2 separate regions of the Homo sapiens genome follow, and region 1 is linked to region 2. A link is a contact called in ENCODE Hi-C or POLR2A ChIA-PET data. All regions are on one chromosome and are shown on one strand. The core of a region is the stretch at or near the end of the contact, and the rest is flanking DNA. Distances in the headings are between cores, read along the strand shown. Region 1 overlaps LYPD6 (LY6/PLAUR domain containing 6). Region 2 holds the start of LYPD6 (LY6/PLAUR domain containing 6).

Region 1 (6,415 bases), core at 1,997-4,496, 36 kb after region 2:
ATTTTGGGTTAGTATGTTCTGAACCCCATCAACAGCACTTACATGTAACATGCAGTTGGGCTTAGTGTATTTGCATCTGACCTTGACTAATCAAGAGAATTGTTCTCGATGCCCATGATGATCAAAGCTAACATTTATTGAACCTTTTGCTGTGTGCCAGTCACTGTGGTCAACATTTATACTTGATCTTCATAATCACTGTATGGCACCATTATTATCCCTATTTGGCAGATGAGAAAACTGATGCACAAAGTGTTTTAATAATTTTCCCCCAATCACACTACCCAATATGTGATGGCACTGGGACTTGGAAGTGAGCAGTCTGGCTCCCAGGTCTGTGGCCACAGCGCTGTATCCTGCTTAGTCATGTTCTCATGTCACATATATGCAATTTATGTGTGCTGTCCTAGTGTGATATGTCGTGAAGAAAATTGGAAGAGCTAGATTTGAATATTGATGCCTTCAGTAATCAGTTGGCTCTGTAAATGTGGGCAAGTCAGCTAACCTAGATCTGTGTGCCTGTCTTTGTTAAATCATTCCTTTTCTGCTTACCTTATGGGGTTAATATGAAGACTGAATGATAAATCACATGGGAAAGTGCTTTGAGAAACAGCAGGCACTACACATATGCTATTTATAAGTATATATTTGGTTGATGTAGATCTTTTGCAGATTTCCTCATACCAGGATTACCTGGCTGGTCTGATTCATTTGGTGAGTAGGGGCTTAATAATATTTGGTAAATGCATTTGATAAAAATGCTCTTTTGCCCTCCTAGTTCTCATTCTTATATTTTGGGTTGTTGACACTAAAAATCTGAAAGCTCAGAATTTAGTCTCCTTCATAGAACTTTATTTTCTTTCCTACTTTTAAAAAAATGAGCCTTTCTTATCTCACTCCTTAGCTAGTATTTTTATCTTGTAGCCCATAGGAAGGTACGACTTATAGAAGATTTGCAATGATTTCAGCAGCTTTTCAGAAGGGCTTTGAGTGAACAGTTAATCTCTTGAGAATGCAAAGTCATTTGTGGTGGAGAATCTTAGGCCAGTGTTGAGTTGCAAATCCTGGGGAGTCCTGACTCAAGAAGATAGGGAATTTAAAAAGAAAGCCAGTGAAATACATTTGATTCTCTTTTTCCCTGTCCTGCCTTAGCCTGCAATGTTACTTATTCCTTTAAGATGCTTTAATTGCTAATTGTCTGCTGTTTGATTTTGAGGTTAGTTGAAATCACCAGGATGATGGAAGGCCTGACCTGACCAGACCTGAATTCATTGGCAAATTCTCAACTTTTTGAAAAATTAATGAGTTTTGGCTGAGATGACACCTGACTTTTTACAGCATCTTGTTTTGATTTATTGTTTCTTTTGTTTACTTGTCAGATATTCCCGCCCATGACATGGATTTACAGAGTACAATTTTTTTTTTTTTTTTTGCATGTTCAAAGTCAAGCTATCCTGATTGGTGCAACATACAGACATAAAATGATACTTTGAGGGGCATCCTTTTGGATACATTTTTGTTCCTCTCTCATTGTTTCCCTGGGATGAATTCTTAGACATAGAATTACTCCAGGAAGGGTACCAACTTAAAACATTAAAATCAAACCAAACAAGAAAAAGATACATATTAATAGATTGTATTCCCTAAAGGCTGTACTAATTAACACTCCCACCAGTAGTGTATGAGAATGCATATCTCACGGCAACTTTGTCATTGTTCACTTACTCTGTAGCATCTCTGGAGTACTCACAATCTTCTAGGTTCAGACATTTTTCAGAAGTTTTCAAAATCACCCCAGGTGATTTGAAGCTGAAACCACTGGTTTAGTTGATAGGAGAAAAGCATTCTCTCACTATCTCTTAGTGGTTTGAATCTCTCTCACTATCCCCTTAAAATAGATCAGTCACTTTAGGTCATTGGTGTGTTTTGCTACACAGGACATACTATTCCTAATGAACAGCCCCTTCATCACTCTAACACTCTTGAACCACTAATTCACAGTAGTGTCACTTCTAGGCTTATTAATATAATCTTTTGCCCATGCAAAGCTCTCCAATGTTCAGATAATTCTGCTGGATGATGTTACCTTTCAACTGAACCACATCATCTTGTTGGCAAAGCACCTCATGAATACTATCTCATTTAACTATTGCAGGGACCTTGGAATTAGACATTTCCATTCTATTTTTACAGAGAAAGGAAAAGGAACCCAAATAAGTAGCTTTTCTCTAAGGTTGTGCAACTTATAATCACATGTTAGGAACTGAATCAATGTAGGTCTTCTGATTTCAAGTTCAGAGTTTCCAGTGTTGTGTCAGAACCTGTCTTTGGCTTTCGCTAGTTCTGCTGCTTTTTTAATGCACAAATGGATCTGGTTATTGGATTGTTATTAAGGATTTTTTTTTCAGTGTCTGCATTTCTTACGCTTATTTTCTTCTCTGTGTGCTCATTTAGAATTCTACATATTTACAGCTGTGTTTCTCAACGTTTATTTTTATTATTGCTCCTCCTTCCCTAGGAAAAAAATTTAATTTAATTTACATTCTTCCTAATGAGAAAAATTAAATATTAAACTGATAAGAACAGCTACTACACTTGATCTTAGCCAAAAGGCTGAGAAGTGAAGAGAAATTAAATATTAAGGAATAAAATTTTGACAGGTAGGGTTGAGCCTTGGAGGACCACAAACTATGATATCTGATGTTTTTGTTCCTCAACAACCAATTTTAATCTTGGGAGTTCAAAAATGCTGTTAATGGACACACCAATTTAGATGACTAACCCTGGCTATCAGGGCAGAGAGGAGAGCTGTTGAACATTCTGATAGATCTTATAACCGTATGTGTGCAACTAGTGGAACACATGACACCGACATTACTCTCAGCTCACATCAACTAATGACTTACAAGGAAGCTGTGCTTCAGTGTGGGTGGCTAATTATTCAAACTTGCATTCTGTATGATTAAACCACATGGAATTTCACATTTGCTTTTGTTTTCCATATATTTTATGGGTCATATAGATTATATCTCCACCTTTCACCCACTGCCTGCCTTTTTTATTAAATGTGAGCTTTGTATAAGGCTTTTGTCTACTTTTTGTCATAGCTCTGGGCTGAACTTTTAGATTCATTAGTCTCTGATTTGTGGCAGTTACCTACATTTTTACTTACAATTTTAGATAAATAAATGCCGGCGTGTTCACAGGCAGGAAAACACTGCATTGGTAGATAAGGGCCATTCCATGCTGGGCTTGACTGGTTGCCACCAACTCTGACATCCCTGACCCCTTGGCAGAGAAAGAATGTAAATGAGCGAGAATAAAGAGCCCCAGGTAGCTTCTGTTTGTTTTTACAAGAGAACCAGAGCTAGGTGATTTGGGAGAATGCCAGATATTATAAACACAGAGCCAGAGAAAAAGAACAAGGATGGCAAGAAGAGTCCAGGGACTGGGGGAGGTGCACTTGCAGGGGGTGGAGGTTGGCCCAGAGGAAGGTTTTCATTCATTTCTGTGTGTAGAATTTTTAAGATTAACTTGCTAATTTTTTTATTGAAGTCAAGCAAGATTTTAAATCATTTATCAGGGCTCATAGAGTACCTATTTATAGAAGTCAGAATAAAAGTAAATGAACCATGAATGCTAACACACATCTAGCAAATTTAGTAAGATTTAAAAGTTAAATAAACCAATGGAGCCTGCAGATTTTCTCCAGGGCCCCTTTACAAGTTTTAACTTTGTTTCCATTCCCCCCCACTTCATTTTACACACTGTCATGTGTGATTCTTTTAGCCTTAGCTTTTAGAATACGAAAATGATTTACAAGCCTGTTTTTAGAGGCTATTTCATTTTTAGTTAAACGTTTACATGATGCTGGCTTCCTATGTAACTGCTGAAAAACAAAAGTTTTTTTTTTCTTTTTTACAGGTGCTAGACTGTCAATCAGGATAAAGGAGATTGTATGAATTATTTGTTGTTGCATAACAAATTGCCACAAGTAAAACAACAAACATTTATTATCTCAAATTTTGTATGGCTTAGGTGGGTCCTGTGCTTCAGGGTCTATTACAAGGCTGCAATCGGTTGTTAGCCAGGACAGGGATCTCATCTGAAAGCTCAACCGGGAAAGATCCACTTCCATGCTCCCATGGTTGCCGCATAATCCAGTTTGTTGAGGGCTTTTGGACTGAGGGCCTCAGTTCCTAACTGCTTTGGAGGCCACCTTCAGTTCCTGGTTATGTGGGCCTTCTCAACATTGGAACTTGCCTCCTCAAAGCCAGCAAGAGATAGTCTGCTGGAAAGACATCCACCATCTTTGCTATATTCTGTTGGTTAGAGAGTCACTAGAACAGCCGACACTAAAGGGCAGGAGATTACACAAGCGCATTAACACCAGATCGAGGGGCACCTTAGGATCCTAGGCCAAGGAGATATGTGACTCCATCCCAACAAGCCTTCAGGATCTTAGATTCTTTGAGGGAAGAGACCTTTTTTTCGTAGTTAAAATATTTACAAAACCTTTGTGAGGTCATAGCTAGCGCTTTGTGCTGAACTGGATTGTGGAGCCCTGGGCTAGCACTGTGCAGGGCATGAAAGACCAACCACTCTGTAAATGCACATAAAGAACAACCTCCTTGAGCAATCTCAAGCAAGAGAAAGAAGAGGCTTCCGAGCTCCAGCAAAACAATGGGAAAAAACATACCCTTATCTTTTCCTTCTCATTTTCAAAGGTGTGTTAGAGGGAAAGGAATATATTCTGGTTCTGGAGATTTTCAGTTTTCTTTTTATCTCATTAATTCCTGGCTGGGTGTTCCAGGACAAGGTATCCAAAAAGCCTTTTTTGAATCGCAGGTACCGTGAATATAAGTAGAAGAAAGACACCGTCTCTTCCTTTAAGGAACTTACAGTCTTATGGAAGAGACACAGATGGAAGTGCACAATTACCGAATATCATCAAAAAGCCTGAGAAAAAGTTATGCAAAAGCTACTGTGTGAGCACAGAGGCTGTAAACCTAATCCTAAGTTGCAGGTGGGTGAGTATTAGACATCACTCAAGGAAGGCTTCCTGGAAGAGGTGACACAGAGTTGAATTAGTTGGACTTAACCTTTGAAGAAATGAAGGCAGGCTTTGCTGGGAGGCATTGGAGTATTAGGTATAAAGGTTTAGAAGCAGGAGAGCATTTGGGACCTCACAAAACTGCAAGTTGTTCAGTATGGATGGAGTTTAGGGGACTTCTTGGAAAGTAGTAAAAATTGAGGCTGGAGCTGGGTGTGGTGATGCCTGAAATCCCAGCTATTCAGGAGGCTGAGGCATGAGGATCACTTGAGCCCAGCAGTCAGAGGCTTCAGTGATCTATGATTGCACCACTGCACTCCAGCCTGGGTGACAGAGTGAGACCCTGTCTCTACAAATAAAAAATAAAAAGATGAGACTGGCAAGGTAGGCAGGAATAAAATGATCATCAGAGTTCTTGGATGTTGTTCCAGGGATTTTGGACTTTACCTTAAAGGAATCAAGGGATAATCCAATCAGATTGTGCTTTAGAAGTAGAGAAGGATTGGAGGGGTGTTAGGCGACAAGAAGACCAAATAGTATGTAGGTGAAGGGAGAGGGGGTCTAAAATACAGTGAAGTCAGAGGAAGAGGAGATAATGAATTTGAGATCCTAAAGATGCAGAATCATCAAGACAGGGTGATGGCACTGGTTGTGGAGCGGGAAACAGAGGAAGAAGGGAAGCTTGACTTAGATTTCTGACTTTAGTGACTGGGTAGATGGTGGGGTGACTCGCCAGTCTACAAAATATTGGGAAAGTGATACGTTTGAGTTTAGTTTTGGAATTATTAATTATAGGAGTTTGTAGGAATCTGAGCAGAGATGAGCAGTGTTTCAGGGTGTCCAGATCTGGAGCTCAGGTGAATGTGGAGGAGACCACCAGGGGAGAGTATGCGGACCCAGAGGAGAAATAGGGTGAAGGGTGAGTGCCTGTGACATCTGCAGTTAGAGGGGAGAGGACACTGTAAGAGAGGAGGAGAAATGAGTGGTATGATAATCAAGGTTCCCGGGGTTACAGGCCACGGGAGCCAACACAAGCTAGCTCAAGCAAAAACACACTTTTTAGAATTTAGGTTATCAAAGGCACTCAAGGTTCTGGAACTAGGACCCAAAAAGTCTCCAGGAGCACAGCAGGCACTCTGTCACACTAAGGTCCTCATATTGCAGCAAGGCTGTTCCCTTTTTCTGTCTAAAAACCATCTTCCTCCATTGCTCTGTGTGGGTGACATACCCACAGCTCCTGAGTTGAAGCCTCCTCAGATAATGAGATCTCCCATCCAATTGACTGCCTTTCGACCTCAACTCCAGTTTTCTGGGAGACTTAGTCTAGCGTTTCATCTTGGAAAGGTGCCCATGGTGTCATGC
Region 2 (6,734 bases), core at 2,127-4,626:
ATAACACAATGTGGTAAGAACTGTGATTGACATATATTCAAAATGAACCAGGTTTCTTTTTTTTACATGTGGTAGTGTCATCATGCCTATCTCAGTATGAAATTGTTCATGTGACTATTTGATCTAAAGTCTTTCTCTCCTACTCAGGTGATGGGTGCACTACAATCTGACTTCACCACTATACAATTCACCCATGCCAAAAACCACTCGTACTTCCAGAGCTATTGAAATAAAAATATACATTAATTTAAAAAATCAGAAAGGGCTGCTTTTAAAATAATCAATAAACAAGGCTGGGCATGGTGGCTCATGCCTGTAATCCTAGCACTTTGGGAGGCCAGGATGGGCAGATTACCTGAGGTCAGGAGTTCAAGACCAGCCTGGCCAAAATGGTGAAACCCCATCTCTACTAAAAATAAAAAAATTAGCTGGGCATCAACAACTCAGGAGGCTGAGACATGAGAATCACTGGAACCTGGAAGGCAGAGGTTGCAGTGAGCCAAGATTGTGCCACTGCACTCCAGCCTGGGTGACAGAGTGAGACTGTCTCAAAAACAAAAACATGAAACAATAACAACAAAAAATAATCAATAAACAGATCTGTAGTGAGAGCTGGGCAGGTTGGGAAGGTGCAGGGTGAGACCACCTATGGTAAATGTGAGCTGGCAGACTCAGCAGGGGTGAAACAGAGGATGGCACTCAGCCATGTTGGGCAGGGGTGAGAAGGAGAGGGCTTAAAATAAATAAATAAATAAAGTGCGTCTCTCTCTTCGTGCACTCCAGGAGTGTAAATACAATGTATGTTTTCTTCATCGCGTCACTTTGCTCCAGCCTGGGCAGCAGAGTGAGACTCCGTCAAAAAAAAAAAAAAAAAAAAAAAAAAAAGCTTGCTTCTGATGTACAGAAAGAAGGCGTTGCTTAATTCTGCCCCGGGCAGTTTCGAAGACTTGATTTTTAAAAAGGTGGTATTCGAAGTGAATCTTGAAGCAAAGATAGGAACTTGCTGTTGGGGCAGGAGAGAGTTGAGAAGGAAGAGAAGCACAGCATTCTAGCACTATGAAATCTTAGACATGGGTGTGTGAAGGTCCACGGACAGGCAGTTGTAGGTGGAGCAGAACCATCCTGCCTGCGGAACTGTGAGGACAGAAGATGAGACCAACGTGGAAAGCTGGGAACGGACTGGGAAGGAAACGCCTTGCCAACCAGGCTCCATTTGAACTTCCTCACAGTGGGGTTGGAACTGAAGAATTTTAAGCTTGAAAGTGACATGATTACATTAGTGATTCTGAAATAGAGAGGGCAGCGTGTGGTCGACTGGAGAGCAGAGCAGTGAAAGCCTGTTGCTGAAGCGCTGGTAAGGCATGATGAGGTCTGGCAGTGAAATAGAGATGCTGGGAGGGATGGATCTAGAAGTCATCCTAGGAGACAGAAACACAGGACTGGGCGATTGACAAGATGTGAAGGGAAAAGCAGAAGGAAGATTTAACATTTTCGCTCTTCTGATGCCTGAGGAGTGTTGTATGTTGGTAGTCAACATTTTAAAAAAATTTTTAAATTAATATTAATGTTCTTTAGAAAATACCGTAAAGTATAAAGAACAAGAAAACCATCCATTATCCCAACACGCAGAGATAACCACTGCAGACATTTCATATGCATATCTTTCCAGCCTTCTTTGAAAATATATTTCTGAAAAGAGATCCTAAGGGTTCCATCTCTACCAGGAACTCGGCTCTCATAAACTGCATTAATACGTTGAACTTCACTTTGAACCCAAATATGAATATTTTCACTAAACTATGCACCGATTTTTTTTAAATAAAGTGAATAAGTACATGGACCGGAACTGCCAACTGGAAACTAAATGAGTGTCAGCAGTGACACCCGGGACATGCCCTCATTAGTAGATGCTAACCCGCAGAGGTAACCTGCCTAGACACGGAGAGACATTTCCAAGTTCAGGTTGATTAATTCATATTCAATTCATTCACCCTGCTGAGCCCTGCAGGAAGACAGCGCGGCAGCGATCTCCACCTTGAGGGGGCGCTAATTATTTTTTGCCTACTTGAACCCTGAGCTTGGGCAAGCCTGTGCACATACACTAAGAGAAAAACTTTCTGAGGTCTAGCAGCTGTCGATCAAAAATAGGTTATCCTAGGCCCTTCCAAATAGAGGGACTGGGGAAGGAAGTTTAATTTAAAAAAGAGTAAGAATGTTTTTATGTTGGGATGGATAGATTATTGGGAAGGCAGGGTGATTCAGGAGAGGCCTGAAAAAATGCTCCAGGGGTAGAAAATCCAAGGAGAAGGTGGAGGGGTCTCAAAGATCGACAAATAGCCACATGGCGGGCCGCCCTTACGAAGGTAGCCTTGCAGGCCAAGTTCGGGGGGAGGTGGGGAGGCTGGTTCCGAGTTTCCGGGCATATCCGTGGAGTCCTTCCAGACCTTCCTGGGGACCTTCCCCGGTCACCCCGGCTCCCCGCCGGCCCCCCGCGCTGCTCAGGGGAGAGTAGGACTATGACCCACTTCCACTCTAAGGCTCTAGATCGAACCGTCCAGGGGGGTCAAACACGATTTACAACAAGGAAGAGAAAAACCAATACGTCCCAAGAGGGCTGCAGGGGCTTTAACTGGAGGAAGGGTTGGGCAGAGGGTGGCAGTATTATGCCCTGGACTTTTTTGCACCAAACCCATAACCGGATTCCCACTTCCTAAGACCTGCCTTCCTGGCTCTTCCCACCGCCTCCATGCTCCGCCCCGCAGCTTAGGTCTTTTACTGCAAACGTCAAGTGGTCTCCGCCTTCCCTGGGTTCGGAGCTTCACTTGCTCTTGAGCTCTGCGGTCCGGCGGATTTCGCGGGGCCCAGGGGATGGCGGGGAGTGAGATTTGGCCAGGGTCATTTCACACTGCCGGGCCTGCAGCCACGCACGCAGCTGCTGGCCCGGCTGAGGCTGGCGGCTAGGGAGAGGCGCCAGGGGGTCGCGCACAGGAAGGTATCGGTGCACCCTGAGCAAACACTGCTCGCTTCCAACGCTCACTGGGAACAGGCTTCCCGGGAAGGTCCCAAATCTCTCCAGTTCCGCTCACCCTGCGGGCGGGAGCGCGGCGCCCGGGTGCCCCACCTGCGCCGGGCGGTCGGCTCCCGCTGGCCGGAGTTTGCAGACTTGGCGCTCAGGCCGATTCTCCCGGAGTTGGGCCGCGCGCGCCGGGCCAATGAGCGCGCCCCGCGGAGGGCTCCGCTCCCCCCGCGCGCGCTGATTGGTCCCGCGGCCCTCGAGGCCGGGCCGGCCGCGGCTGCGGGCGGCGGCCAGTGCCCGGCGCGAGTGGGAGTGGCGCGCGCGCCCCTAGCCGCCCCCCGCCTCTCCCCGCTGCGCTCCCTCGCTCCTTCCCTGAGCTCCCGGGCTCCGGCAGCGGGCTGGCGGGGCGCCGCATTGCACACTCTGGGGGCGCCGCAGTGTTCGTGGGATGGGGCAGCGGGCTGCAGCTGGCGGCCGGAATCCGCGCGCAGCCCGGGTGAGTAGAGGCGGGCTTCCCGGGAGAGCACAAAAGAACAGGGGATTGGTGCCAGCGGCCCCGGCTTAGGCGGGGCCTGGCCAAGGCAGGGAGTGCGCTGAGTCCCTGGAACTACCCGATGCTAGGGCAGTCCCCTGGGGCCAGAGGAACTGGGGTCCCGGCCTCCGGCGTTTTGCCCCTAGTGGGCAGAGAGCCCCGCGAGTAGCCTGGACGGGTCCAGAGGGGCGTGTGTACTCGTGTGTGTTGGGCTGGCGCGTGGAGGGTGGGATGGAAAGGTCAGGAGCTGCCAAGTTCAAGGCTGGAGGAACCTTTCCCAGGAGTAATTCAGCATCTTCTCACGGCCCAACATGCGTCCACCAGGAACTCCAGCCGGAGGGAGTTCCTGGGCGGCGGACTGGCAGCACCCCACATGTTGCTGCGGGGCGGGGGGCAGTGGCGGTAGCCCGGCTGCGGCCACCCGGAGCCTCTAAGGGAGGTGCAGTGTGCTGGAGGTACCTCCCCGCCGCTGCAAGACCACGCTAGGCCTTTCAGCCATCCACCCCGACAACCCAGGGAAGGGACCATCCACCCACAGAGTTGGGATTTGGCCTGGGCTTGACTTGGCGACCTGTTTTTCTCTCCGGTAACAGCAGTTCCGTTGATTCACATTTGGCTAAGCGTTCAGTTACAACCTAAAGCTCACTATCTGACGGTCTGACTCGCTCTGACCCCCACCATATCCTCACTATCTCTACCGCTGCCCTCCTCCAGTCCCCTCTCCCGCCCCAGTATCTGCCCTGCTCCTCACTGCGGGGCTCAAAACTTGGTGTTTGAGCATGATTGCCTTCGGTGTGGTCCTTGGCATTTTCAAGTGTCACAATCACATCCCGTTTCCTAGAGGACTCCAAAGACTTGTTATAATGGGATCGGGGGAGAGAATTGGGTGGGGGGGAATGGAAGAGGGTCTTTGGTAGTCACTTGTTGGAAGAACAGCATTGACCTCCCAGAGCATATGACAAAAAGAATGTTAAGCTTCTTTCTATGGTAACCTACCCAAGGTGTGACCTCCAAAATTCAATTTTCTTTGTGGGAGGCAAGGGAGTTTAGATTCTCCAGGGGGAAGCTTATTTCTTGTTAAATTGACTTGCGGTGACATACACACTGTTCTGCTCTGCTCTGGCCAGCCATTGCAGATGCCATGATATTATTAGAGCAATTCCCTTAAAGCCATTACATTTTCTTTCGAGTGAGAGGAACTCGAGCTAGCTGTTTAAAATTTTGGATCTGCACCTTATTTCTCTAGAAGACATTAATGGTTACTGTATATGCGCTCACGTGTACCAAGTTTGCAAAAGGTATTTGTGCAATCGCCCATGAAATGGGTTAATGCACATTTATGTTAAACCCATTTAAATGTAAAACATCTATCTGTTTTCAATTTTAGTTTCCACCTCGACCAAAGGCACCAGACTGAAATAAGACTTAAAAGAGGCTTCCTTGTTTAAATAGAGGTTTATAGAACTCTAGTCCTGAGAGCACACAGTAAGCTTTCTGAGCTTGTAGGCACACAAAGCTTGTTAAAAATTGTGAAATGGTTCCTTGAGTTAGAAATAATGGAAATGCTTCCAGACCAATTAAGACAGACAATTGATGAAGCTACACTCTCAAGCTGTTGACAGTCTTTGTAAGGTGAATGTTTATAGTACATAATGCATAAATCGGGCTGATTCTAGGCAAATAATATCAAGTAAAAAACCATACCATGTGTTGTATCATACTGGATAGTTTATATGGCATATTGAAATCTACTATTAAAGTGTCTGAGGAAATCATATCTTTATCATCCCCATTTCACAGATGAAACAACTGAGGCTTTCAAAGATTGACTTTTCCAAGATCAATAGCAGAGTTCAGTCAAGTGTTTTTCAAATTCTTTCCTACCTCACCCGTTCCCTTCCTTCCTTCCTTTTTGGTGTTTACCTACTTCTTTGTTGTTTACCTACTTCTGATTTCTGCACCTCTTTTTACTGTTTAACCCATAGCTTGAGGGACCATTGTGAATCATCCCCAAAAGGCTTTGCTGTCTGCTCAATATCATTTAGCTCCCACTAAGGTGAGGGCTGATAAAGAATTAAGGTGAAAACTAGGAATAGTTTTAAAGAGCTACCCTTTTCAAAGAGATACGTTATTTTTGCTAATGAGTTGTTAAAGGTACATATAATCAAACCCCTAAAGGATGATGTCCTAATTGTAATGTTTCAGAAAGACAAGTAACAGTAGGAGAGATGTGTGAGAAATATGTAAGTCTCCTATTTTATAAACACACTCCTTATAAGCTCTGTAGACGATTAACAATAGAAATAATAAATGAATATCTCATTAGTGCTATTCTTATTTTAAAAAGAATTGACAAAATAGATGACTTAAATAAAATCAGAACTACTCTGGAAACACAAAAAGCACCCACTTATCAAAAGTCCTGAAATCCTCATTGACTAGTGTACAAATGTAGCAGAAGACATTGGTTAGAGAGAAATCATATTTTTACTTGCAAAGCTAGCAATAAGAAGCGTACAGATATCTGCCTATCTGATTATTTTTTAAGGGCTCATCATCTGCAAATCTTTTCTTGGAAAATGATTGCTTACAATATTTACTTGTGTCATTGCATACTATTTATTAATGAGATTAATCTCATTTGCAATAACGTGGTTAAGTGTTGAGCTTACTACTAGTAAGTCTTGGTTAAGTATGTGGGCTTTGGATTCAAGTCTTGTCTTCACATACACTAACTGTGGGACTTCAAAAAATGATAGAACTTCTCTGTGCTTTAGTTTTCTTATGTGTAAAGCATGAATAATGCACCTACCTCATGCAGTTTTTAAAATTTATTCATGCAGCAAATATTCAGCAATTGCCTATTAGGTACCAGCTCTGCTCTAGATGCTAGGGATACATGTGCAAACTCCTTGCTAATGAAGTTTACCGTCTGGTGCCTGAAATCTAATGACACAATGCATTTAAAATGCTTGGGATGGGACCTTACACCTACCAAATGCCCCGTTATTGTTAGCTGTTGGTATCATACATTCTTTCAGGAACTGTTCAGAGTGCCTACCAGATGTAACACAGATTGCAGCATGTAATGATGAATGATATGTGTTTCAATTCAATTAAGTCTTCTAATGGAAGAGGGGACTCCAAAGAAGGACATCAAGAGTATAATCAGTCTCTAAAAGGGAA

Evidence for each region. Hi-C counts contacts between places; a loop is a spot of excess contacts on that map. ChIA-PET counts read pairs that join two places held with the same protein, here RNA polymerase II (POLR2A). Pooled maps may share reads with other maps.
Region 1: a map of endothelial cell of umbilical vein shows a loop between it and region 2 (4-fold over the local background). The contact joins the enhancer-like site here to the promoter of LYPD6 in region 2. A Hi-C loop is called at or near these places in 1 of 168 maps with a recorded cell type or tissue (endothelial cell of umbilical vein) and 1 of 50 pooled maps. POLR2A ChIA-PET finds 5 or more read pairs at or near these places in 4 of 52 experiments (HEK293, Panc1, activated CD4-positive, alpha-beta T cell and 1 more).

The regions. Positions count from the first base shown.
Region 1 is chr2:149,363,130-149,369,544 of GRCh38, forward strand. All of the region lies in intron 1 of LYPD6 (LY6/PLAUR domain containing 6), which reads left to right. It also overlaps the pseudogene LOC124906190. Among named protein-coding and RNA genes, the nearest start is that of LYPD6, 36 kb to the left of the region's middle. Within about 2 kb of position 3,247, at least 3 of the 41 ENCODE cell types and tissues checked have a DNase peak (open chromatin) inside an H3K27ac peak, as active enhancers do; they include endothelial cell of umbilical vein, where a contact is called at or near this core.
Region 2 is chr2:149,327,211-149,333,944 of GRCh38, forward strand. It overlaps LYPD6 (LY6/PLAUR domain containing 6), which reads left to right and starts at 3,377. Exons shown (of 5, transcript NM_194317.5): 1 at 3,377-3,512. MIR9899 (microRNA 9899) reads right to left here and starts at 3,163; the gene lies at 3,068-3,163. RefSeq lists a silencer at 2,994-3,463.